6 separate regions of the Mus musculus genome follow, and regions 1, 2, 3, 5 and 6 are each linked to region 4. The links are chromatin loops, found by intact Hi-C in ENCODE. Cell type or tissue: heart. All regions are shown on one strand.

Evidence for each region. Peaks named below come from ENCODE experiments on the same cell type or tissue, not always from the same donor. Only the 100,000 strongest peaks of a DNase experiment are listed, where the experiment ranks them.
Region 1: it touches region 4 in a loop (2.4-fold over the local background); 2 of 42 quality-filtered maps call a loop at or near these places.
Region 2: a loop joins it to region 4, with 4 times the contacts of the local background. A loop is called at or near these places in 18 of 42 quality-filtered maps.
Region 3: it touches region 4 in a loop (4-fold over the local background); 15 of 42 quality-filtered maps call a loop at or near these places.
Region 5: a loop joins it to region 4, with 4 times the contacts of the local background. A loop is called at or near these places in 5 of 42 quality-filtered maps.
Region 6: it touches region 4 in a loop (5-fold over the local background); 16 of 42 quality-filtered maps call a loop at or near these places.

What each region holds. Positions count from the first base shown.
Region 1 is chr9:122,242,231-122,246,230 of GRCm38, reverse strand. All of the region lies in intron 11 of Ano10 (anoctamin 10), which reads left to right. Among named protein-coding and RNA genes, the nearest start is that of Mir8106, 30 kb to the left of the region's middle. In heart, a CTCF peak has its summit at 1,586 (motif pointing right); a DNase peak (open chromatin) is centred at 1,600.
Region 2 is chr9:122,017,356-122,021,355 of GRCm38, reverse strand. No RefSeq gene overlaps it. Among named protein-coding and RNA genes, the nearest start is that of Pomgnt2, 23 kb to the right of the region's middle. In heart, CTCF peaks have their summits at 703 (motif pointing right) and 2,483; a DNase peak (open chromatin) is centred at 2,375; H3K27ac peaks cover 865 bases.
Region 3 is chr9:122,196,983-122,200,982 of GRCm38, reverse strand. All of the region lies in intron 12 of Ano10 (anoctamin 10), which reads left to right. Among named protein-coding and RNA genes, the nearest start is that of Mir8106, 75 kb to the left of the region's middle. In heart, a CTCF peak has its summit at 1,553 (motif pointing right); DNase peaks (open chromatin) are centred at 1,492 and 2,182; H3K27ac peaks cover 2,893 bases.
Region 4 is chr9:122,118,433-122,122,432 of GRCm38, reverse strand. The region is part of intron 1 of Snrk (SNF related kinase); the gene reads right to left. Among named protein-coding and RNA genes, the nearest start is that of Snrk, 3.2 kb to the right of the region's middle. In heart, a CTCF peak has its summit at 2,206 (motif pointing left); a DNase peak (open chromatin) is centred at 2,152; H3K4me3 peaks cover 2,366 bases; H3K27ac peaks cover 331 bases.
Region 5 is chr9:122,063,463-122,067,462 of GRCm38, reverse strand. No RefSeq gene overlaps it. Among named protein-coding and RNA genes, the nearest start is that of Gm39465, 14 kb to the right of the region's middle. In heart, no CTCF peak of the experiment used is centred here; a DNase peak (open chromatin) is centred at 2,312; H3K27ac peaks cover 1,789 bases.
Region 6 is chr9:122,183,560-122,187,559 of GRCm38, reverse strand. The region is part of intron 12 of Ano10 (anoctamin 10); the gene reads left to right. Among named protein-coding and RNA genes, the nearest start is that of Snrk, 68 kb to the right of the region's middle. In heart, CTCF peaks have their summits at 1,232 and 2,302 (motif pointing right); DNase peaks (open chromatin) are centred at 559, 1,429, 2,299 and 3,049; H3K27ac peaks cover 1,906 bases.

The DNA.
Region 1 (4,000 bases), 120 kb before region 4:
AGTAGGTTTGCAATGCAATGGCATTACTGGGCAGTGGTGAAAGGTTGGAGATGAGGCCAATTTAGTGCAGATAGGTTCCTGGAGTCACGTGATAGGTTGTTCTGGTTTCTTCCTGTGTGACCTTTCTCTCTGCTTCCTGTTCACCAAGAAGTAGAGAGTAGCTTCTACCTCATGTTCCTGCCGCCAGGCTGTTCTGCCCAAGCAAACGGAGTGAGGCAGCCATGAACTAAACCCTCTAAACCATGAGCCAAAGCAAAGCCCTGCTCCCTTAACCCCTTCACCTCAGGCGTGTTAACAGCCCCACGGAAGTGATGGCGCACCCACACTGTCTGCTCATGGTGCTGTTCTCCCGGGATGATATTCTAACCACGTCTGTCCTCTGTGATGGGAAAGGCTCTCAGTGGTTCCCCTTTGCCTTCCACCTGCCCTGGTTCCTGCTCTACCATAGGACACCTGGTGCCCTTTGTGCAGCTAGCAGGACGCTCACACAACTGTCTAATCTCCATTGTTTCCTCTCCAAGATGGAGCTCCCCAGGCCTGCTCAAGGACCAAAGCTCCCCAGGGGCTGACAGGCGTGTGCCAAGTCACTTCATGAATGGTTTCTAGTGATGAAACAGTTCTTACTAAGAATTTGTACAAGGGCAAATAAATCACAGGGTTTTTTTCCTCCCTCCGTGTTCTTTGTGATAGTTATCTGAGAAAGAATTTCAGAGTGGTAATTGGTAAGCTTGCTGACTGTACTTTTTGGAAGAATATTAAGAAAACCTCTAGGCAAAAATCTTAAAATTCTATTATTTGTAAGAATACCCTGTAAATTTAGAACATGTTTAGTGGAGCTGGAGAGATGGCTCAGAGGTTAAGATCACATCACTATTGCAGAGGATCCAAGTGCAGCTCCCAGCACCCGCACTGGACAGCCCTGGGACACCTCTGCTTGTTTTGATAAATTGAAGTACCTGCAGAAGGATTAGCTACTTGGAATTTGCCAGCTGACGCTGTCCTTTTCAGAAATGCAGATCATTGTGGTTGGCTTTATTAAACTCTGATAATTTAATTGCAAGCTTGGCCAGGAAGAGCCAACAGTCAACTGTTCATGGTGTCCACTTCCCAGGGGGGTTGTTGTTGTTGTTTGTTTGTTTTTGTTTTTTGTCTTACATGTGTTGGGTTCTAGCTCTTCTATTTGTGTCCTTTTGGATGGAATCATGAGCTAGATTTTCCCCTAACATTTGTGCTTTGGTTTTGAGTCAGGGTTGTGAGCTAGCCCACAGGTGTGAGTCACCACACCCAGCCCGTCTTCCTACTTCTGTTTTTTTTATCCTTGCTGGTCATTTTTTATGTTTTCTAGTCTTACTCTAGGCTGCCCCCATCTTCAGTTTTTTATCCAGTTAAAATGCTCTGTGTTCTGTGGTTGGCTTAAAGGCAGGCAGGGCGGGTTCTTCCATCAGATGCATATTTATTTTATGCTTAAGACGTACCAGGTGTTAAGAAGATATGATCCTAGCTTTGGAAGCATCTGCAGAACTGCCTAAGAGAGAAATTCCAGTGTGGTAGGAGGCCTTTCTCTAACCTCATCTCTAGATGGCGCTGATCCCCGTGCCCACTAGAGGGTGCTGGTATAGCAGCTCTCCCAGCTTCTAGATGTAGATGGGATGTAGGGTCTAGGGACAGAGTCTGCTTGCTAAATGCTTATGAAAAGAGATACCACCACCAAAACATATTTGGTTTTGCATGGCATTTTTGTTACTTTAATTGATATAATTTAATGAAATGAAATGAAAACTGATGAAAGCATGTGCTAAAGTAGAAGAGCCATCGCTGCAGTGAGAGCCTTTGGGTAAAGTAGAGCTGTCACTGCAGTGAGAACCTTTGGAAGGACTCCACAAAGACAGACTGCCATCAGACAGGATAAGGAAATGACAGTTAAAGTGATGAGAGGGAAGCCATAAAAACCTGGGCACACTCTCCTATGGCTTCACACTGCTGCCAAGTGTCTGTCAAGGTTTTACTCTTGAAGCCTTGGATTTCCAGTCACCACCATGGGGGTTGTAATGGTTAGTGTTGACTGCTATCCAGCTGGTATTTAGAATCACCTCTGTGTCCAGAAAGGTACAATTGAAGGAGGACCCTCCCCCTCCCCCTCCCTTCCCCCAGTGTGGGCGGTGCCTTGGAGGGCTAGGGTCCCAGCCTGAATAAAAAGGGGAAAGGAGGCAGCCACTGAGCAGCCACATTCCTTCAGCTGCCAGCGCCCCCTCATCCTGCCATGGCTTCCCTGCATGATGAGCTGCACTCCAGACTCAACAAGACACTTCCTCGTGCATGTACCCCACAATGCAGAATATGAAGAACCTTGTGTCCTTGTGTCATCTGAATGGGCTTCCTGGGGACTGCTGTCTTAAGGGTTGGCCTTTAGTCTCTGTGAATGGCAGATGTTTGTTTTGTTGACAACCCAGAGACCTCTCAACACTTATGATTAGAGCACACTCTTTTTTAAAGTAACATTTTGATGACAATTTTTTAGATTATTTTGCATTTTTAAGGTATTATGGTGGTTAACATATTTCTTGCCCTAAAATATAGGCAAAGGCAAGCCCCTCACTTTGGAAGTGATATTTTTTTATTCACAGTAGCATGGTTTCAGAAAATATACTAAGGTGGGGTAAGAATGTAAGCACTGGGAAGCTCACAGCCCAGAGTGTCTGAGTCCTGCTGTGAAGCAGGAGAGCAGGGTGGACCCTCAAGGAATCATACACTGTGGAGAGCATGGTGGTCTAGCTCTGAGGACGCTCACCAGTCACTGCCTCTTCTCAGCCTGTTCTGGGCAGTTCTTTCTCCCCCTCCCTCCCTTCTTCCCTCCCTTCCCTTCCCTCCTCTCCTTCCCTTCCCCTTTCTCCCTCCCTCCCTCCCTTTCTCCCTTTCCCCCTCTTCCTCTCTCCCTTCCTCCCTCCCTTCCCCTCTTCCTCCCTCCCCCCTCCCTCTTTCCTTGTGCTCTTGCTCTCAGCAACAGGAGAACCTGCAGCTCCTGCTGAGCTTCCTTGTTTACATAAGGATATCTCCCACCTTCCACAGCTCCCCAGGTCTGTCTGCTTCCCTTTGCCGAATTCTTTGGCAGCTCCGACTATGGTCCCAGCTCTTGGCACCTGCCACCCATGTGTTCCTGCAGCGCTGCAGAGCAGCTGGAGTAACCAGTGATACAGGAATGCTCTGCAGAACAGCGATTTCCTGTTCAGCCTCTGCCCTCGTGCAACCAGATCTCATCACAACCCTGGCTGAGGGTCTGTTCTAGAGGAGAGGAGACAACCATTCGTCCCTCTTCAGGAGGTGGCGGCACTTCAGAGTGACCATTGCAGGGCTCATTTTTTTGAGTTTTTTACCTTGGTTTAAATGTTCTTTCAGTGTTTAAGATGTTGGTTGGGGTCTGGTCAGGCACTGCCTCAGCGGCTCATGTTTCTGTTACATCACCATGTTGGATTTGCTTTCTTTGCTGAGCCTCTGTCACTCTGTCACTCTGTCACTCTGTCACTCTGTCCCTTCAGCAGATCGATTGCTCAGTAGCTTCAGAGGGGCTTTGGCTTCTTTTGTGGACCCCAAGGTGCCATGATGCAGACAGGACCAGAAGTTAGTAGACTGGCATTATGTGTAAAATGCAGCTGCCTGTATCTGTCCCTGGCTAATAAACACTTTCCCAGGGACGGGCATACATTCAGAGTTGTAAAGATGAATTACAGCTTTCTAACATTGTTAAGTGCCAAGAGGGGCAAAGGGTCTGAGTTTTTCGTTTTACATATATTGGGTAAAAGAAAAAAAAATGAATGTTTCAACTGAAGGTGTGTGCGCCTTTGTGTGAGTATAACATACTTGCGTGTGTGTATGTGTGTGTGTGTGTGTGTGTGTGTGTTGTAAGTTGGGCTCAAGCTGAGCCTCAAAGTCAAGACTGCCTCTGACAGATCGGGCGCAGGTGGATGATGAGCTGCAAAAGATACAGACACTGCTGTCCTTAAGC
Region 2 (4,000 bases), 100 kb after region 4:
CTTACAGAACCCAGATCACCAGCCCAGGGATGATATCACCCACAATGGGCTGTGCCCTCCCCCATTGATCACTAATTGAGAAAATGCCTTTCAGCTGGATCTCATGGAGGTATTTCCTCAACTGAGGCGCCTTTCTCTCTGATGACTCTAGCTTGTGTCAAGTTGACACAAAACCAGCCAGTCCTCATGCCCTCGATGATTGAACCATCCCCCCACCCAGCCCAAATTTAAGTCTTTGTTCTATGACCTCAAATGGCTTCTGAGGCCCTCTAGTGAGATTTACGTTTAGCTATTGTATGTTTCAACTACAAAATTTCTATTTGGTGCCTAAAAGCAACTTCTCTGTCTTTATTTAAATTACTGACTTGGTGAGGCACTATTCTGATCCTTTCTTTTCATTCTTTAGACATTATTTCCTTGAATTGTTTGAATAATTTATACAAGCTTATTTAGAGTCTTCATCTAAAAATTCAATGTATGACTTCTGTAGTACTCTCCATTGATCATGTGCCCCCTCCCGAATTTACCATATTTTAATGTTTCTTTGTTTGTCTCATGAAACACTGGAGTAGGTAATACAATGTGGAGCAACGGCAACTACACAGATCCTTCCACTTTCAGAGCTCCTTTTAAAACATTTATTTTTTATTACATGTGTTGGGTGTTTTGCCTGCATGCATATATGTGTACATGTGCACCGGCAGAGGCCAGGAGAGGGCATTACATCCATGGAAGTGTAGTTAGAGTCGGGAACTGAACTCAGGTCCTCTGTATGAGCAGCCAGTGCCCTTAACCACTGAGCCGTCTTTCTAGGGCTTCTTATTGCTACTGCTGATTTTGTGGCTGCTGCTGCTGTCTGTGTCTTGTGGCCCCAGTAGATTACTGAGGTAGTCTGTACTTCCTGTAGTGAAGGCCACAGGAGATTCTGCTGGCTCCACTCAGCTGTCAGCTAATGAGACAGTGATTGCTTTGAGTGTGGTGAGCCCGCAGGTCCTTTATAGTTGTCCAGAGGCTCTGTGTGGCCTGAGGTGTGTCTTTTGCTTAAGCTTTCCCCTTTTGCTTGTGAAAAGTTTCATAGAAACATATGGCTTACACACATACACTCACTCACTTACTCACTCACTCACAGACACACTCATACTCACACACAAATACACACACTCACATTCACACTCTTATACACACTCATATACACATACACACATTCATTCACACACACACTCTTTCTCTCTCTCTCTCTTTCTTACACACACACAGACACACACACACACACACTCACATACAGAGGCATGGCACCTTTCTGCAAATCATGACTTTTTAGATCCCCAGATGATGTCAAAGCTTTTTCTTCATCATAAATTTTTGGCCAACCTTGTTTGTATCAATGTTTTCCCATGTAACTTTATAAATATTATTTCTAATAATGTTATTAGATTTTTATATTAAATTTTAATTTGTATGTGTTTTGCCCATGTGTATGTATGTGCGCTGCTGTCATGCCTGGTCCACGCACAGGTCAGGAGAGGACAATGGGTCCCCAGACCTTGAGTTGAGATGGTTATGAATCCCCATGGTGCTTTCTGACACTCGGAACCCAGTCAGGTTCCGCACCAACACAGATGTTGGCTCTCTGCTCTCAGCGTCTTCCTTCTATCGTGAGGGGCTTCCATCCACCTCTGTAACTCTGTTTAAAATAAAGGATATGCCAAAGTGTCTGCAAATGTGTTCTTATTTAAAACCAAGCAGAGATGACTTTGATGTGTTTGACGCTGACGGCTCAAAGTGAGCCTGCTTTGCTCTCTCTTTTGGTTGATGAGACAGATCCCCTTTCTCTTCCTCGCACTATACCGGCTCTTGCTGCAAGAAGGAATTCACACAAAACATCTCAACCTGGCTTTCTTCTGATACTCACGGAGGCATCGCAGGCTGACACTTGCCCTTCTCCTCTGTGATTCTAAGACCTGGGGTCAGTGAGTGACTGTGCATGGAGAAACACCTACAGATAGACTCGGGTGGGACCCATGGAGGTGTCATTTTAACAGTACAAAAGAGCCAAGGTTCTCTTCCTCAGTGCAGCCCTTCTCAGACCACACACAGCAGGAGAGCCAGATGCCGCACCTCTGCCAAGTCTCCACGCTGCTTGGCAAGGAGCGTGGCCAGCAGCCAATGGGGCAAGGGGCAGAGGGGAGAACATTCTGAGTCGGCTTTACAGAGTCACAGTTTCAACTTAGTCAAAAGTGGACTCTTTAATAATATAGAGCCTTTAAGCAGCCAAAGGCTTAAAGTCTAGCATAAAGCAGATTCTCACAGCTGGAAGGTAAATCCCCAGAAGACAGCCCTCACCATGGAAACGCTGACACAGCCTTCCAGTCCCTCTCGGGAATTAAACCCCTCATTTCAATGTTTTTCTTTATTTTGAGCTGGAATCACATACAAGTCTAGGAATGCAACTCGTTCTGATAGGAAACTAAATGCTGCCCCCTGTCAGGACCCAGAGGGAAGTGTCCTCTCACTACAATAGTGCACAGTCAGGTTTAGACAATCATGGACCCAGGAAAGAAAATCCTGCAAGGTTTTTCCCTGGGAAAAATGAAGAAGGGAAGGGAAAGGAAGGGAGAGGAGGGGGAGGGAGGGGAGGGAAAGAGAGGAGAAGGGGAAGGGGAAGAGAGAAAGGGAAGGGGAGGGGAGGGAAGAGAAAGGGGGAAGGAAGGGAGAGAAGGAAGGGGAGGAGAGGGAGAGAAAAAGAAGAAAAGGGAAGGGAAGGGAGGGGAGGGGAGGGGAGAGGAGAGAAGGAAAAGAAGAAGGGAACCGGAGGGGAAAAAAAGGAAGAAGAGGGGAGACATGATATTAAAAGAACAGCCACTGTGAGCAACTGGGGCTGAGTCCTTGGAGGAATTCTGGAAGCAGCGTAGGCTCCTTCCATAAAAACCCCACAAGAGGAGTTTCCAGAGTATGCTTTGCTGAGAAGCAGCCCAGAGAGTGAAACTCAGAACAGAGGTTAGAGGTTAGAGGTTAGAGGTTAGAGGTTAGAGGTTAGAGGTTAGAGGTTAGAGGTTAGAGGTTAGAGGGGAGGCTGGTAATGTCACCCAAAGGTCAGAGGACACAGCAACAGAAGGGCTCTGGGCAGGGAAGGGATCCAGCTGACTTTGCTGAGGTCGTCTTAAGCTCCTCTTGTCAAGCACCCAGCATCCCACAGCTCTTGCCTGGTATTGGTTCTTTCCCGACTTACCTTCGTGAATCTTAATACGCTGTTATTTGTGATGGAAGAGCATAGCATGTAAAAGAATCAGAAAGCTTATGTCCTAGTTTGCTTTCTGTGGCTGTTATAAAACACTGACCAAAATCAACTTGATTTTGGAAAGAAACTTGAAAAGGAGAGAAAAATGTTTATTCCATCTTACAATCCCAGCTAACGTGTCATCAGGAAGCCAGGCGCTCAGGGCAGGACCTGAAGCGGAGACCACAGGGGATGCTGTGTACTGACTTCCTCCATAAGCTCATGAAGATTTGAGCTCTCAGTGGCCTCCCCTAGCCCAAGGCTCTGAAATGGCCTATCACGACGATACCCCACTCTCTGATACCAATTTCTGTCCCAGTTTGCTTTTTGTTGCTGGGATAAAATATGGATAAAAAGTAAACAGGAGGGAAAAGGGTTTGTTTGCCTTACAGGTTATATCCAGTCCACCAGACCAGGGAAGAAATTGAAGCAGGGCCCATGGAGAAATGATTGCTTACTGGCTTGCTCTCTATGGATTTCTCGGCTGCTTTTCACACAGCCCAGACCTAACTGCATAGGGATGGCACTGCCCACTGTGCTGGACCCTCTCACCCCAACTAGCAATCAAGAAATTGCCCACAGACAAGCCAAAGGCACCTGCCTTTGATGGAGGCAATTCCTCAACAAAGTTCCTTCTTCCCAGGTGACTCTAGTTTGTGTCAAGTTGTCAAAAATTAACTAGTGCAACCTCAAATAAGCAGAAAGCCCGTGCAACCTCAAACA
Region 3 (4,000 bases), 79 kb before region 4:
AGAACTGTGGTTGGATGTGGGGGTTCAACCCAAAAGAGGAGACAAGAGAACCTGGTCTCCAGTCAGCTGGTCTCACTGTACCATGGTAGATGGCAAGACTCAGTTTTGGGATTTGCTAGAGAAATAGGTCCTGAGCCTTGGTCAAGCTCCTAGTGCTCCACAGTGAAACAGCCCTGTGGTGGAGAATGTAGCTCAGAGAACTAAAACAGTCACATACTAAAAGAGGCAGACATACCACGTCTGCAGACAGAGGGGGTTACACACGTAAAGTCCATACGGTAGTTACTGTCATGGCAGGTGGGTTTCTGTGAGCTTTAGGCCATTCTGGACTATGTATGAAGTTCTAAGGCAGCCAGGACTATAGCATAATGAACCCCTCCCCCCCAAAAAGGTAAGGAGGTGGCATATAAGTTCTATATAAAATAATGTTTTCTTCCATGCAAAAATAAGCAGTTTAAATGTTATTGGAAAATTTTCATATACAGAAAAATTATAACATAAAGTCTTTAGATGGTAACTTATTAATATAGCATGGATAATCTGTATGCAAAGTATTTTTAAGGTATCTTAGAATTAGAAAATTCTCTCTTAGGCTAGGGAGATGCTCAGTAGTTAAAGCATGAGGACCAGAGTTCCGACTCCAGCACCCACAGGCAACTGGCCTGCAATTCCAGCTTCAGAAAGCAGAGATAGGCATCCATCTGCAGAGCAAGCTGGGCCTGTAAGCTGGATGGACTGTAGCAAGGGAGCATGGGGTTGACTGGGAGGTCCTGCCTGCCTCTCCATCTGCAGAGCAAGCTGGCCATAGATGGATGGACTGTAGCAAGGGAGCGTGGGGTTGACTGGGAGGTCCTGCCTGCCTCTCCATCTACAGAGCAAGCTGGCCATAGATGGATGGACTGTAGCAAGGGAGCGTGGGGTTGACTGGGAGATTCTGCCTGCCTCAGTGAATAGGAGAGAGGGTGATTCCCAACATTAGCTTTGGGCCTCTGCACATTCCCACAATCCCACAAACACACCCACACAGCCAGACCCACACACGCACATATACACATGTGCCCCCCCACCTCACCTGAAAATAGAAAAAGAAACGGTATTTAGTCTTGGGGAAACTCTGTCAGTCAAATATGCAGGAACAAACGTGGGGAAAGCTCAGCTCCTCCTCACCCTCCCACTGAGCCTCACTGCTGGAGAAGGAGATATCCTGGAAGGTCAGACCACCCTGCTTGTGCCTCTCCACACCTCCACTGGCAAGTGCCTTTCCCAGGGCTTGTGTTTTCTGCCTTCTTTAGCTTGGTGTTCCACCCTGACTTGTAACTAACTGTGGCCTCAACTCCCTGCTCCGCCCTTTGCCATAGAGAGAGAGGCTTCTGGTCACATGTTAAAGCCTCTTGTTGCCCTGCCTCCTCCTCTGTTCCCATCCCAGAGCCAGGCACAGTTGAGCTTAGGCAGTCTCTGCCACTAAGCCTGTCAGGAGATGGCTTGCACTCTGAATGGGGTTGGCCTTTTAACCAGCATACCATAAATCCTGACTTGGAGGCCTGGGTCTGGCCAGCGGGAGGCGCTCAGCACCCTCTGTTGAACCTCCCAGGGACAAACTGTTCTGCAGTGAACTTGGAAGGAAGTGCTAGAAGCAGAGCGCAGCCCCTCACAGTGGGAAACGGGCATTCCTAAGCACACCGGCAAGCTAGATGTGTATGGAAGAGCAGGCAGGTAGACTCATTTGCTTTGCAAAGGGCGTTTGAAATTACTCAGCTCAATTGAGACCTTTAGGAAGAACTTGGGCGGATGCCTGTGTTTCTTTATAAATTGGCTTACTTGGTATCCGGTCATTTTTAAAAGATCCAATTAAACAGAAGGGACTATCCAAGAACCATTTGGTAACTGGAGTCTAGTACCCATCCCAGAGAAGTCAGTAGCCACTTAGCTAGCTACTCCAGGCAGCCTAGCTGCTAAGTCCAGAGCATATATGTGAGCCAGGGAGCAAGGACAGAAGCCTAGAGCCTCCCAGAAAGATAGTAGCCACTGAAATCAGCTCAAAGAACAAGACAAGGGCCCAAATCAGTACAGGATTGTTACCCAGAGGGTTGGTGCTCAGCACTCACCAGCACTGCCTGTCTAGCTGGGATAGCACTCTGGGGAGAGAGCCTGGCCTCTGAGTCATCCTATCCCTCTTCTCCTGGGTCACACAGCTTGTCTACCACACAGGCCGTAAGGTCATGATGAGGATGTACTGGGACAGTGTGCGGAGGGGAGACAGGGATGCTAAGTGGGAACAAGGACCTCCTTTCACCTGAGCACCTTGTATGACAACTGCTTCTGGGTGGGGTCTCAGAGTTCCGATTGCCACAATCAACCACTCTGACTGTAAACAACTTGGGGAAGAAGTTTATTTCAGTTTACAACTCTCAGGTCAAGCTCCATTGCTGACAAAAGTCAAGGCAGGGGCCGTGGATGATTGTTGCCCACTGGCTTGTTGCTAAGGGCGACCCAGCCTGCTTTCTGTAGCACTCAGGACCAATAGCCCGGAGGTGGCACCATCCATATTGAGCTGGGCCCGCCGTAAGTAATCATCGGCCATAAAGTGCACCACAGCTCTGCCCACAGGGCAACCTGGTGGGGCATTTTCTCATTTGAGGTTCCCTCTTCTCAGGTCACTGCAGGTTTTATCAGCCTGACATAAAACTAGCCAACAGAGGCAAGAAGAATTGTGCCTTGGAAGCAACATCCCCTGTCCCCTTGGAAGCAACACCCCCTGTCTCCATGGTCCTCCACAGTTGGAAATTCTAGGTGTTGACTGTGGCAGCTGATGTATCCTGAGGAGAGTATGAGCTGCACATGAGTAAAAGCCCCACCCCCACCCCCCATGGGTGACTCCCAGAGGCCTCTGCGTGGGATCTGTTAGCCATTCCTAGGCCATTTCTCCCACAGTAGCTTTGTCTCAGCTAAGGAGTTAACCTTCTAGATTTTTCTGCCTTAGCTTCTTCAGTACATCTTTTGGGAGCCTGCGCAGCCAGCATGATAAACGTCCTCACAGGTGGCTGGAGAGACAGCTCAGTGGGTGAGAGGGCTTGCTATGCTAGTGACCTGAATTCATATCCAAGTACCCACAGAAGCAAAAGACCCTATGTGGCCATGTCAGGCTTGTATTCCCAGCGCTGTGTGGACATACTGGAGACTCACTGAGGCTCCCTGGCTGCCACCCTAGCTCCAGGTTCAATGGGAAGCATTGCCTGAAGGAGGTAAGGCAGAGAGAAGTGATGATGGAGCAGGACGCTTGATGTCCCCTCCCGCAGCCCCTAACTTCTGTGTAAAGAGAGTGGGGGATGGGGGAGAGGAAGGGAGGAGGAGATGTCTGCTCTGGTAGATGTTGGCTCCTGGCACCTCATCCATTCCTCTGCTGCCCTTTTCTCACTTGGGGTCTCCTGCCACTGTGTAATGGGGCCACTGTCCTTGGTCAGGCTTTTGTCTCCTCTGTGAGCTGTTACGTTCCTAGGTCCAGGTAGTGTCCTACACGGTACAAAGCCTAGCATAAAGTAGTCTCTGGATAAATACCTCAGACTTTGTTGACTCGCACATAGCTCAGAAGCCAGTGTATTAAATAAATGACAAATGATGTCCTTGGACAAAGTGAGAGTCTTAAAATAGACACACAGGCAAAAATGGAGACAAGTCATGTGCCTTCCTGGGATTGCTGGGGGAAGGAATGTGCTGGGGAGCCCTTCAGACGGACCCCAGTCCTGGCTTGGTAAAACTCAGATTTTCTTCCCCCATCAGTAATAAGGAAAGCTTACTAAGTCTGTAGTGTAACCGCAAAGTAAGCCAGATAGAGTGCTTAGCCCTTGTGCTAAAACCTGGCAAATCCTGCCAGGCCACCGTTCGCTCTGTATTTTCCATTCTCTCCAGAGAAGTCTTTAAAGCATGTGAGTCCTTCAAATGTAGCTGCTTTCCCCAGGGAGCAGTCTGTTGGTTGCCACTGACCTCATCTGTTTTCTAACAA
Region 4 (4,000 bases):
TGAACCAAGTTTCGCGATCTCTCCAACTTCCTCCAGCTTTGCCACACAGCAAGTAGAGTCAGTACAGAGGGAGACAGGAGGAGCCAGCTGTAGGCTTAAGGTTCCATATTTCAAAGTGTCACTTGCTAACAGTGCTAAGGACTGTAAGGTTAGTTCCCTAATCTACTGTCATACTCCCTAGTAACCGTAACACCCTGCTCCCAAACACCGCTCCACTGTTTACGGCCTCTTGCAGGGACAGGCATTAAAAAAGAGGTGTTCTTTCCTTTAAATCTGCCTTGGGGGTTCACAGAAGGCATCCCAGAGAAATTTCTGTGTGTGCTTAAGATACAAATTGAAATCATGTTGTGGGAAAAGAGGCTTTCCAGGAAAGATAGCTGAGACCTTACTTTGATGGGTCAGTACTACCTGTGGAACACAGATCCAAAGGGCCTGTGATGGGACGGTACTACCAGTGGAGCACAGATCCAAAGGGCCTGGTACCAAATTATTTTTTTCTCAGGTCTGGCTAGCCCTAACTAATGCTTTACCATCCAGCTTAAAGGTCACCATCCTGATTATCCCCTATATTCTCCCCACCTCCTGTCACACACCAGCTCCACCATATACACTAGCAGCACAATATCCTGTACCATTATCATCATCACTGTGTGTCACATATTTGTATGACAATGTAATCACTAATCTGCATCCCCACTGGCTAGGTAAGTTTAGCTGTACAAATCATGTGTGCCTTATTCAGTTCTGTAACCCAGGTACAGTGTATGTACATATAGTAACTGTTAGGTATAGTATCTACCTAAAACACACTGATACATTTTATTATATAAAGGAGTCTCAGGTAAAGAAACAGCAATCAAATGATGGCTTCAGAAATTAGTCCAGCTGCAAAATGGAGATCTGACTGGACGGACAAAACTCATCTGGGAGACGGCTAAGGAGGCAACTAGAAACATCTCCAGGTACACGATCACCAATGGCTTAGAACTGAGGGCTGCCAGAGTCTGGACGGTGATGGTGAGGATCAAGCAGAAGACCTCGCTGTAGAGGCAGACTCCATGAGTGAAGCACCCAGGGGGCAAGCAGAGAGACATGTGGAATGAGGAGAGCGGGAGCTGGGGGTACCAACCTCAGACTGGAGAAGGAGGAGGACAACATCTACAGATGCTGACAGAGAACTGAATTTCCTCCTAGCTCCAAAACTGTATGCCTGAAAAACAAGGGAAGTCCAGCCTAGCTGTATTAAAACAGGCATGTTTTCCATTAATGGGCTTATAAGTCATTTTAACTGATGAAGGCACGTCTTGAGTGCACATACTGTATCAGGCATGGCTCCCACCTGGGGATACAAGAACCAAAGCAATCAGCCTTCAAGGAGTTGCCTGAGAAAGTAAGCACATATCAACAACTGAGAAAACCAGGCTCACTGGAGCTGTGTTTGACCAGTTACCATATCAGTCATATGGTGTGCTGGGATGCTGACTTCATACCCAACAATAAATGGTGTAGGCAAATCTGCAATTGAGTGGTGAACAGAAATAGATAGGTGAACTCTCTCATTTTGCACCTGGAGACGACATGTCCCATGAATGGACCATGCCCTGTCACTGAGTTGCCCTGGACTGAGTTGCTATCAGCAGCAGACTGGGGGGTCTCAGCCTAAGAAAGGGAGAGAGGACTGATAAACATGGAAGAGCCTGCTGCGCACAGGCCAAATTCTGGAGGTGCCGAAGGAAATTCCTGGGAGGCTCTTGAAGTGACAATGGAGAGATGAGTGTTCAGGGAGGACGGAGAAGGAATCTGTCAGCAGGGTCCTCTCCTACCAAAGGCAAGAAATGGTTTCCCAAGGGGTGAAAGACCACAGCCCAAAACAGATGTGCAGAAAAGCAGATGAGGAAATAATTCTGTGAAAATAACAGTTCAGTTCCAGCCCATCCCAGGCAGACCACACCTGCAGTGCTCTCTCCCAAGGCTACCAGACCTCACGGATTTGACAGTGTGGCTCTTCCCAAACAACAAAAGCCAACACATCCCAAAGTTGGCGTCACACCTTCCTCCCTTTACAAATGTTTTACAGAATGTGCTGTGCAGTTGTGCTGTGTCCACCTCAACTCCTTTTCTCACAGTGAGTCTGACCTCCTGCTCCCTCAACTCCCTGCCTGGAATGCTAGCCTTTGAGACTGGCCTTCAGTGAGTAGCACCCCCTACTGTTCGTTCACTGCCTCCTGCTCTATTCCTGTCAAAAGCAATCCTTCTGCTAGTTTACCTTAGTGTTCCACAATAGCTTGCTTCCAAGAACCTAAGGGCAGAAACTGGTTTCTGCTTTCTCCTACTGCTACCCTTCTACCCTGGAACCTTCCAAACAGATAAAAACTCTAGGAATTCATCCTTATCCTTATAAGTTTATCCTCCCACATCTACTCAGCCTTTCTACCCTAGTAGACCTAAGACTTTTGTCTGCACATAATGGGGAGTACCTGCATCCTGAACAGCAGGACTTTGTTGTATTTTGAGGAAAGGTCTTACTATGTTTGCACTTGCTACGAAACCCAGGCCAGTTTCGAACTCATGATTCTCCTTATCTCAGCCTCCCCAGGGCTGGGAGTGTGAGTGTGTGTGTGTCTGTGAGAGAGAGATCACATGTTTCAGGAGAGTGTGTTTGTGTGTGTGCTTTTATTCCTGAGATGCCACACATACTATGTAGCCCAAGCTGGACTTGAATTTTGATCCTTCCTATCTCTGATGCTCAAGTACTGATATTACTTGGTGCTGAGTTAGTTTTCCTACAAAAATGTGTTTTAGCTAAACATTCTATCTTGTGGCTGGGATGCTGTTAAAGTAAGCCTTCAGTATTTCTCACCTATGTGTTTAAGTCAGAAAATCCGGGCTGTGTAGAAAATTCACATACCTTTTTTCATCCTAGGCAGTATAATGAACTGATGCTCAGAAAGGTGCAATAGGAAATAAATTATGTTTTATTTAATACCAGTGCTTAGAATCATAGCCACTCACTTATATCCCCCAAATAGCCTTTTCTAGTTAGTTTCACTTTCAACAGGAGATAAGCAACCTCACTTTAGTGTAGACATGCCCAGTAAAAACAACACAAATGTCCTTCAATTTTAATTAAAGGACAGTTAAAAGGCTTCCTTTTAGGATTATGTGATTAAGTTACAAGATCACTACATAAAGACCTAATCTGTATGTCTGTCTGCTCTATAGAAGTAAAAATAAAAATCAGTGTAACTTCCCAGTTCTTGGATGTTTTAAACCAGTAGCTCTCAACTGTGAGCTGCGACCTCTTTGCTTTCAAACGACCCTTTCGTGGGGGTCACCTTAGACCATCAGAAAACACAGATATTTACATTGTGATTCATAACAGCACCAAAATTATAGTTATGAAGTAGCAATGAAAATAATTTTATGGTTAGGAGTCACCACAACATGAGGAAATGTACTGGTCCAAGCACTAGGAAGGTTGAGAATCATTGTTTAATCAAATGTGTCATACTGCAATTATTCATTAAAATTTACTCAGAATACTATAAAATTTACTCAGAAGAGCATAAAAGGATAAAAGAAAATTTCTGCATAAAGTAAAATAACTAGCTGTGCAAAAATTTAAAAGTCAAAAAGTGGCACTTAAGAGTTTCTGATCAGAAAGCTTTGAGGACAGGAATATTAAGTCAGTGCTATGCCCTCGATTTTTTTTTAACCCAGCTTCATTATGTGACCTTGGGAATGTCATATAATTTCTTTCATCCCTAGGTCTGTAAAATGGGTCAATTTTACACTGACAGCCAGAAAAATTGCTATGTATTTGATGTTCTCTGAAAGAAACTTGTCTAATTAGTATGTTTAATTAACACACATACAGAATTGTCTTCAAGAACCCAATTCCAAGAGAAATATTTAACCAGACGCTGAAGACAGATTTCTCTGAAGGGAATGGTTTTATAAATCTGGAAAACACTGTAACAAGATTAGAAATTAACAAGTT
Region 5 (4,000 bases), 55 kb after region 4:
ACTGAGCTGTGTGCCCTGGTCAGGGGATCTTTCTGAACCATGTAATGGCTCTTATGACAACATATTGTCACTCTCCCCCAGCCTGGAAGCTCATGACAATGTCCTGTTGGAAGCTCATGACTACAGGATCTACTGCCCAAGGTCACACCTCTGAGACCTCCTCTGGCCTGCCTTCCCTGTGAGATCCCTTCTGACAGAGTATTTCCCTTGACTACTGCTAACATCTTCAAGCTTCCCGGTCCGCACAGGTCTTGACTTGTGGGCCCCAGGCAGGTGTGTGTGTTGGAAAGTGAGGATGGAGCACAGAAGAGAAAGAGGATCTTGTCAGAGACCCTAGTTTATGGAGTTGTTGGCCCACAAGGGCACAGAGGAGTATTGGAGCACAGCCAAGGAGATGGAAGAGAACTATTTTACCACTTCAGGAACCACATGTGGAAAGAAAAATGCCAGTTCACTGACATATTGTAGGAAGCCTTCAGGTTCTGCTTCAGTCATCTGGGGTCATTTCTGAATTTATCGACTTTTATTTAACTTTACCTTCTAGTGAGGGACCAAGGGAGCTTAATGTATTCATGAAAAATTTAAAAATTCCTTTCTAGAGGGAAATGCCTATCTTTCTATTTCCATCAAAATGTCACTGGGAGAATTTATAGGGAACTAATAAAGTAGTGACCTATGGGAAAGAGGATGTAAGACCCCACGGACTGGACAGCAATGGAGACGACGCCTCTCAGTCACTCTGTGGATATTGGTGTCACTTCAAAAATCCTAAGGGTTCATAACCTACTCAAAAATGATATTGCATATTTAAAATATTTACATTTCTAAAGGAAAGCAATTGCCCTCAACTTTAAAAAAATACTTAAGTGAGGGAAAGGGCTTGGGTCTGTTTATTCTACCCTTTCTTGTTCTCAAATGTGGGAAGGTGAGACTGGTCTAAGTCTCTCTAATAGTGTCATCATATGAGTGGGGCTTTTGTCAGATAGGGATGCTGCAGAAGTGTTTGCTCCTGTGATCAGCTGGGCATGGGGGTGCCTGCCTGTAATCCCAGGACACAGGAGATGTAGGCATGAGAATCAGAGACTCAAGGCCAGGCTTGGATATATAATCTGAGGCTACCTAGACTATATGAAACCCTGATTCAGAAACAAAGAGGAGGAGAAAAAGGAGAAGGAGGAGGAAGGGAAGGAGTGATGAAGAGAAGGAGGAAGGAAGGGAGGAAGGAAGGAGAATTTAATTACAGGACCCACCAGGCAAAGTAACACATACCTTTAATCTCAGCACTTGAGAGGCAGGGCAGGCCCATATCTGTGAGTTCAAGGCCAGCTCAGTCCACATATCAAGTTCCAGGACTCCCAGGGCTACATAAAGATACTTTGTCTCGGAAACCAAACAAATAAAAAGTTACAGGACCCCAGTACTAACAAGGTTAGTACTGGAAACTAAGTGATCGTGGACAGGAAGACAGATAACTGGTCATTGACTACACAGTTTATACAGCACGACCTGATGAGCAAGGTCACAAAACCCAATTCTGCCCAGGCAAGGGGCAATCCAGCCATCTACAGGTGTTCACACCCACTGGGAACTTAGCCACCACACATCATATACATGTCAGGATTTCGGAGTAGAACACCAAATTCAAGTACTCAAGTCACACACCACCTTAGGTAAACATTCCAAACTCACCCTTAATGACTCCCTTCATAAGCCACCATGAGAAGTGCTTAGCTCTCCCCCAAAATGGGAAGACAATGGTTGCTCAGAAGAGCAGGAGAGTTACATGTTTGGAGAGACACTGGCCACCACTAGCCTCAGAGGCCAGCTTTGAAAATGGTTTTAAATCATTGCACGGCTACCTCCAAAATTCTGACGTTTCGGGATTTTGCTGTAGAAAAATTCATGTACCCAAATCCTGTGGCCCATGTAGGTCATTGCCCAGTGCTGGTGTGTCGAGGGCATACGTACTAAATCCAGACAGAATATGAAGGACTGCAGACCTTTTCTCAACAGGAAGCGGGGTCTTGCTCCGTGACGCCCAGGACTTGGTTTCCCACTCATGAAAGGCATATCTTATCAGTGTTTCAGGATTTTTAACAAATAAAAACAGCTCTCTAGGAGGAGGTTCCCTGGATAAAGCATGGGAGTCTTAGCTTCACCTCATTCTGACATGGTACAGAGGGCCTTGGTTTTTGTTTTGCTTGGCCTCTCAGACAGGATGTGTTGTTCTGACTCTGCTGTGGAGCCTCTCCCGTAGATGTCCAGGAAGGTGACCTGTGACAAGCTTCCTGTCTCTTGGACTAGGTTCAGAATTGTGCTTTAGAGAGGACTTCCTGAACCATCAGGGGTTGATGTGCCTCCTGGGGATCCTGTGACAGCCTCTTCCTTACCAACAGGCCAAGGATAGACGCTCGTCAGCCATACAGCCTGGGGCCTTGGAAGAAGGAAAAGGAAGAAAGTCCGTGGACCTACCTACCCTCCCCGGGGAAAGGCTTCCAGGCTGAACTGGCCCCTCTGACCCAAGCAGAGGATAGTAAATCTTAGGAAGATGAAGGAGAGATTAACTCAGGCTGAGCTGAAGGGAGGGAGTCAGGGTCAGGAATTCTCAAAACTGTGAGAACAAAGCAAGCTTCTTCCAGTATTATTATTGTTATTTATGTAGTGTAGTGTGTGTGGGTGTTCATGAGTGAGCAGGTAAATATTCTTTCTGTCTGTCTGTCTGTCTGTCTGTCTGTCTGTCTCTGTCTCTCCCCCCCCCAACCCCGTGTGTGTGTGTGTGTGTGTGTGTGTGTGTGTGTGTGTGTGTGTGTGTGTGTGTTGGGGAAGGGGGTGTTTGGTACTTGCTGATTAAGTTGGGCTGACCGGATGCCAAGCCCCAGGGATCCACCTGCCTCAGCCTCTGGGATTGTAGGTGTGCTCTGACACACTTAGCTTTCACATGGATGTTAGACAGGAGTTCTATTCCGTATGCTTGGACAGCAAGCCTACTATGGACTGAACTATCTTCCAAGCCCAATTCATATGTTTTTTAAGAGAGAAATATTCATCTAACAGTCCAGTCCTCCTGGCTTATGGAGAATTTAAAATGAGCCAACATTTAGTTTGATTTTGTGTCACATAAGTGTGTGCACTGTGTCTGGTCCTGAGGACTCTTGCAGGGCTTGGAAACTGTGCCTATAGAGTTCCTATGACTGACAAACAAGGTGCAGAAATCTTTGATTCTCACTGTGTTTGGAAAATTAGACACAAAGGGACCATATGATTTGTCTCCAGGGTCATAGGCAGTAAAGAGAGACCTGAACTGGACTCTCTCTGACTTTCAAGTGCATAACCTTTGTTTTAAAATTAAGCTTTCAGGCTGGAGAGATGGTTCAGGCCATAATAAAATGCTTGTGTCAAAGGTATGATGAGGACCTGACTTTGGTCCCCAGATACACATGAGAAATCCAAGTGAGGCTGCACACACTTGTGCTCCCAGCACTGTGGAGACAGAGACAGGAAGCTCTGAGAATCAGCAGGTCCTAGGAGAGTAAGAGACTCTGGCTCAAACCAACATGGTAGACTGCCTCAGGAATGGCATTAGAGGTTGCCTACAGCCTTCACAGCTGCACATATACAAACACCACACAGAAAGGAAGGAAGGAAGGAAGGAAGGAAGGAAGGAAGGAAGGAAGGAAGGAAGAAAGAAAGAAAGAAAGAAAGAAAGAAAGAAAGAAAGAAAGAAAGAGAGAGAGAGAAAGAGAAAGAAAAAGAGAGAAAAGAAAGAGAGAGGGAAAGAAAGAGAGAGAGGGAAAGAAAGAGAGAGAGAGAGAAACAAAGAAACAAACGAAGAGACTTTCTTCTTTAAAGTAGATTCACAGGGAAGGGACAAGAAGGAATTAAAGTTCTAACACACTCTATACTCAGTTCCCCTTTATAAACACATGATACTGTAGCGAGCTTGTTACATTCCGTGGACATTATTGATACTAATTGGGATTTAGGATCCACTTGGCTTTTA
Region 6 (4,000 bases), 65 kb before region 4:
GCAAGTGACCTGCCTGTGACCACAAAGACTGCAGGTGAGTGAGCAGGGGATGATTCGGCAGATGTCTCTGGAAGGACTGGATGTCAGTACGCAGGAAATCAACACAAAATCACACTTGATCCCCAGGGGGGTCATGCCCTGAATGCAAGTTCTAGAGGAAATAAGGTCAGATCTTGAGACCTTGTAGCAGAAAGATTCACAGATAGAATTTCCAAACTTGGGTGCACATAGAATCAGTTATGTCAATGTCCAAATCTTATCAGTGTTCTGAGAAGCCACAAGCAAAGGAAGAGATCCTGACACTGGGGAGGTGGAGACAGGAGGATCAGGGTTTAGAGCCAGCCTGGATTGCATAGTAAGATCCGGTTGGAAGGAAGGAGAGAGGGCAAAGGAAGGAAAGAGTGGAGGAAGACAGAAGGATCTACAGGAATCTGCCTGGGTCAAGAGAGGCTCCCCTGGAGCTCACCACCTCCACCCCCACTGACCTGGGCCTCATCTCAGGCTACTGCCCTGCCTCTGCCCTTCTGCACTGGTGGGAACAGAAGGAAGCCCAGCAGAGACTATTCCCACAGACTTCAGTTCCCTGAAATCCACAGAGGAAAGACTGAAAACATGGGAGCTGAGGAACAGCCCTCCCCACACATCTGTCCTGTGACCCATCCTCCAACATTTGTTGCATGGGAAGCATATTGAAGCCTCTTGAGAAAAAGAGAGGCTTGGTCTGCCCTATGCAGGGCCTGTGTTTATTTACAGCAAGGGAACATTTTGTATTCATATTCTCTCTCTCTCTCTCTCTCTCTCTCTCTCTCTCTCTCTCTCTCTCTCTCTGTATGTGTGTGTGTGTGTGTGTGTGTGTGATGGGATGTGACCCCTTAGAGGAGTGGGAACAGCTTCTGTAGTCCACAAGAAAAGCTGAGAAATGTAGACTTTTAGCAGGAAATTAACAACATGGGAACACAGGGACTTGGTTGGTTAATTATTTCCCATAAGTTTTAGCCAATCTTGACAGAAGGGGGTACATAGTCTCTTAACTGTTCTGAGTGTATCATGTATCTCCCTGTAAGATGGAAAAAGTTCAGAGAGAAAGCCAGGAACAGAAACATAAAGAAAAGGCTGAAGATCAAGAGGCCAAGGGAGAATTCTATACAGGGAAGAGAGAACTCTAGAGCAGCTGGCTTTGTAAGGGTAGTTTGAGCACAAGAGGGGAGGACTACACCCTGCTGGAGGAAGCCTGGGGATGACCACCAGAGGCTGCCTGTCTGCAGGCAGAGACCAGAGGAAGATTCCAAGAAAGGCCCAGTGGGAAGTGAGTTGCCTCCTAGACAGGGATTTCCAAACTTGAGAGCCAGTGTGCTAGAGTAATGACCATAGCAGCCTCCCTTCCTGTGCAGATGGAGTGTGGTGGGAAGTTTGCTCCTGTCTATAGCTCTTGGAGGCTGCTTTGCCTGCTGGTGAGGCTGTGAGTGTGAGGAGGGAGCTGAGCTGAGCTGAGCGTCATCTCCTTGCCACTGAAATAAAGACCGGAAAGAGCTCCAGCCTGTGACCCTGACGAGGGACCAGGAAAGGCGTACAAAACCCCCCGAGGCCCAGCGCAGCTTAGCTCACTATGGAGAACCCAAAACACTTAGCACTGCAGGAACTGGGGGGACCTGGAGACCTCTTGTGTCAAAGGTCAAGACTTTGGCCAAGGAAGAAAAACAGCCACATGGAATGGACAACAAAGAGCACAGTTTAGGATCCTAAACCAAGCTTAATAGCAGTGAGTGGACAGGTGCTGAGAGAACCCAGAATGGGCTTGTTAGAAACCAGCAGCATGACTGCTGGCTTTCAAGTCCTGATGTGGGCATGGACAGCACAGTGCCCAGACAGGCCTGCCCACTCAATGGAATTGTGCCTACAGCTCAGTGGAGAGAATGCCTAGTCATTTCCAGAAGAATGAGAGGGTTTAGGGCTTCAACAGCCTGGAATAGCTCTGGGTGGTTTCCATAGAAAGAGTCAAGATCATGACGTGAACTTGACTGGAAACAGATTCACACTGACCTCCCGGGGCTGGGGAGTAGCTGAGCAACATCACTTAAGAACTACGAAGGCATTTTCTGTTTTCACATCCTGCCATCCTTGGCATGGTTGTTCATCATGGTCACAAGATAGCTGCCACTGCTCCAGGCACCACATACCTATCTCCAAAGGCAGAGAGGAAAGGAAACCTTAAACACTATTATCCAGGATCTAGTGACTAGTTCATTCATGTCCTAACTGTGAGGCAATTGAGAAGGCATCTGCCAGTGTGAATCCTGGGCTCTCACCACCAGGGGGCAAACTATGGATACAGGTGGCCTAGGCATCTAGAGCTGCTTTCCCGGAGCACCACTATCTGCAGCTGTTGACATAGAAACGAGTTCAGGTGGAACCATACTAGACATCCAGGCCCCCAGTTGCATTGTGCAAGTTGCAGGTGTTTGCTAGAACATTCTGTCATCAGAGCTCTGTGGAGACAAGAGAAACCTGGATTTGGCTTTTGAGAGATGGCCATCTTCTGAGGGCCTGCTGGAGGAGTGTGAGCCTGCAAGACATGCCTCACAGCCCAGGGCAGAAAGAGTCTCCAGCAGATAGTTAGGCCTGTTGGCACATACCTGTAACCCCAGCACTCAGGAGGTGGAGGCAGGAGGATCTTGTGTTTGAGGCCAGCTTGGACTGCAAAGTAAGTCTCAAAGTGGGAGGGTGTAAGAATGTCAGAGCTGTTGTAACATAGGTGAATGTCAAGAGAGACCCTTGTTTATATAGTGTGGCCATGATAGGGGAGTTACCTTATACGGAGCCATTTCATTGGATTAATAAGGCGGAGTTAGAGATAAGAAAGCAACCCCTGTGGACAGAAATATCTTTTCATTTTCCTTGGAAGAAAGGGGATAGGCTAAAGACTGGTGGGGCCCAGGACATGGCCCAGTGTCTCCAAACCCACCATGCACCCGTGTCTCACTTTCTGTTAGTTAAAAGTAAATGGCTAAGTCTAACTCACTGGAGGATAGGAGACTCCACAAAAGCTTGAACCCCAGGGATGGGGACAGGGTCATGATGGTCATGAGAATCATGAGAAATGCCTGACCCACATTCTACAACCTAGCTGGGGAGAATAGCCTTCTTGTCGTAATGCTCTGGCTGTTTCCTGAGAGAATTTTGTTTAGGGGTTCACAGTTTTCCTGTCTTTTTTCAGAGGGACTTTAAGGTCTGGAATTTATTTTGTGTTTGGTTTGTTTTTGCTTGTTTGTTTTTTGGTTTTGTTTGTTTTGTTTTTGAGGCAGGGTCACACTAGTCCAGGGTGGCATTGAACTCTCCACCCTTGTGCCTCGGTTTCCCTGGTGCTGGGTATATGGGAGTATGCCACCTCCCTTAGCTTCGCTTTTGTCTTATTTTGTTGTACGTTCTGGATTCTGTCACTTTGATGCAGTTTGGAAAGCGTGAGACCACAGGAAAACAATCATTATTTCACAGTTGAAAATCACTAAGCTAGCAGTTTCTTTGGGTGTATAAGGAAAAGGCTTGTTTTTATGATTCTTCACTGACCTGCGTAGGGGTGGAAGGTTGTGATCCACTTAGCTGCTTCAGGAAACGGGGGTGAGGCATGAGCAGCTAGCACATCTGTGTGATTTGGGCTCCTTTAATGTTGTCGGCAGTTTTTAAATTTGAAATAATACCAAAATTTAAGTTGTGAAAACATTCTTAGGCATTCTGGAAGACCTACTTAAAAGTGAATTATAAATGGGATGCCCGTTTACAGTTCATGAGAGGCTCACTGTCTGTGGAGCATCCTCAGGTGGTCCTTGCACTTTTGCTTTTTAGCGTAGAACATTGCCCTGAGAGCATGTGCAATCCCCGCCACCATGGCTCTCCTCCATTGAAGCTTCTGCCCTAGGAAGTGGGACGTGGACAAATCGGAGAAGTGAACTTTCTCAGCCACCTGTGGAAGGAAGGGAGGTGCTGAGCAAAGGCAGCTGAAACT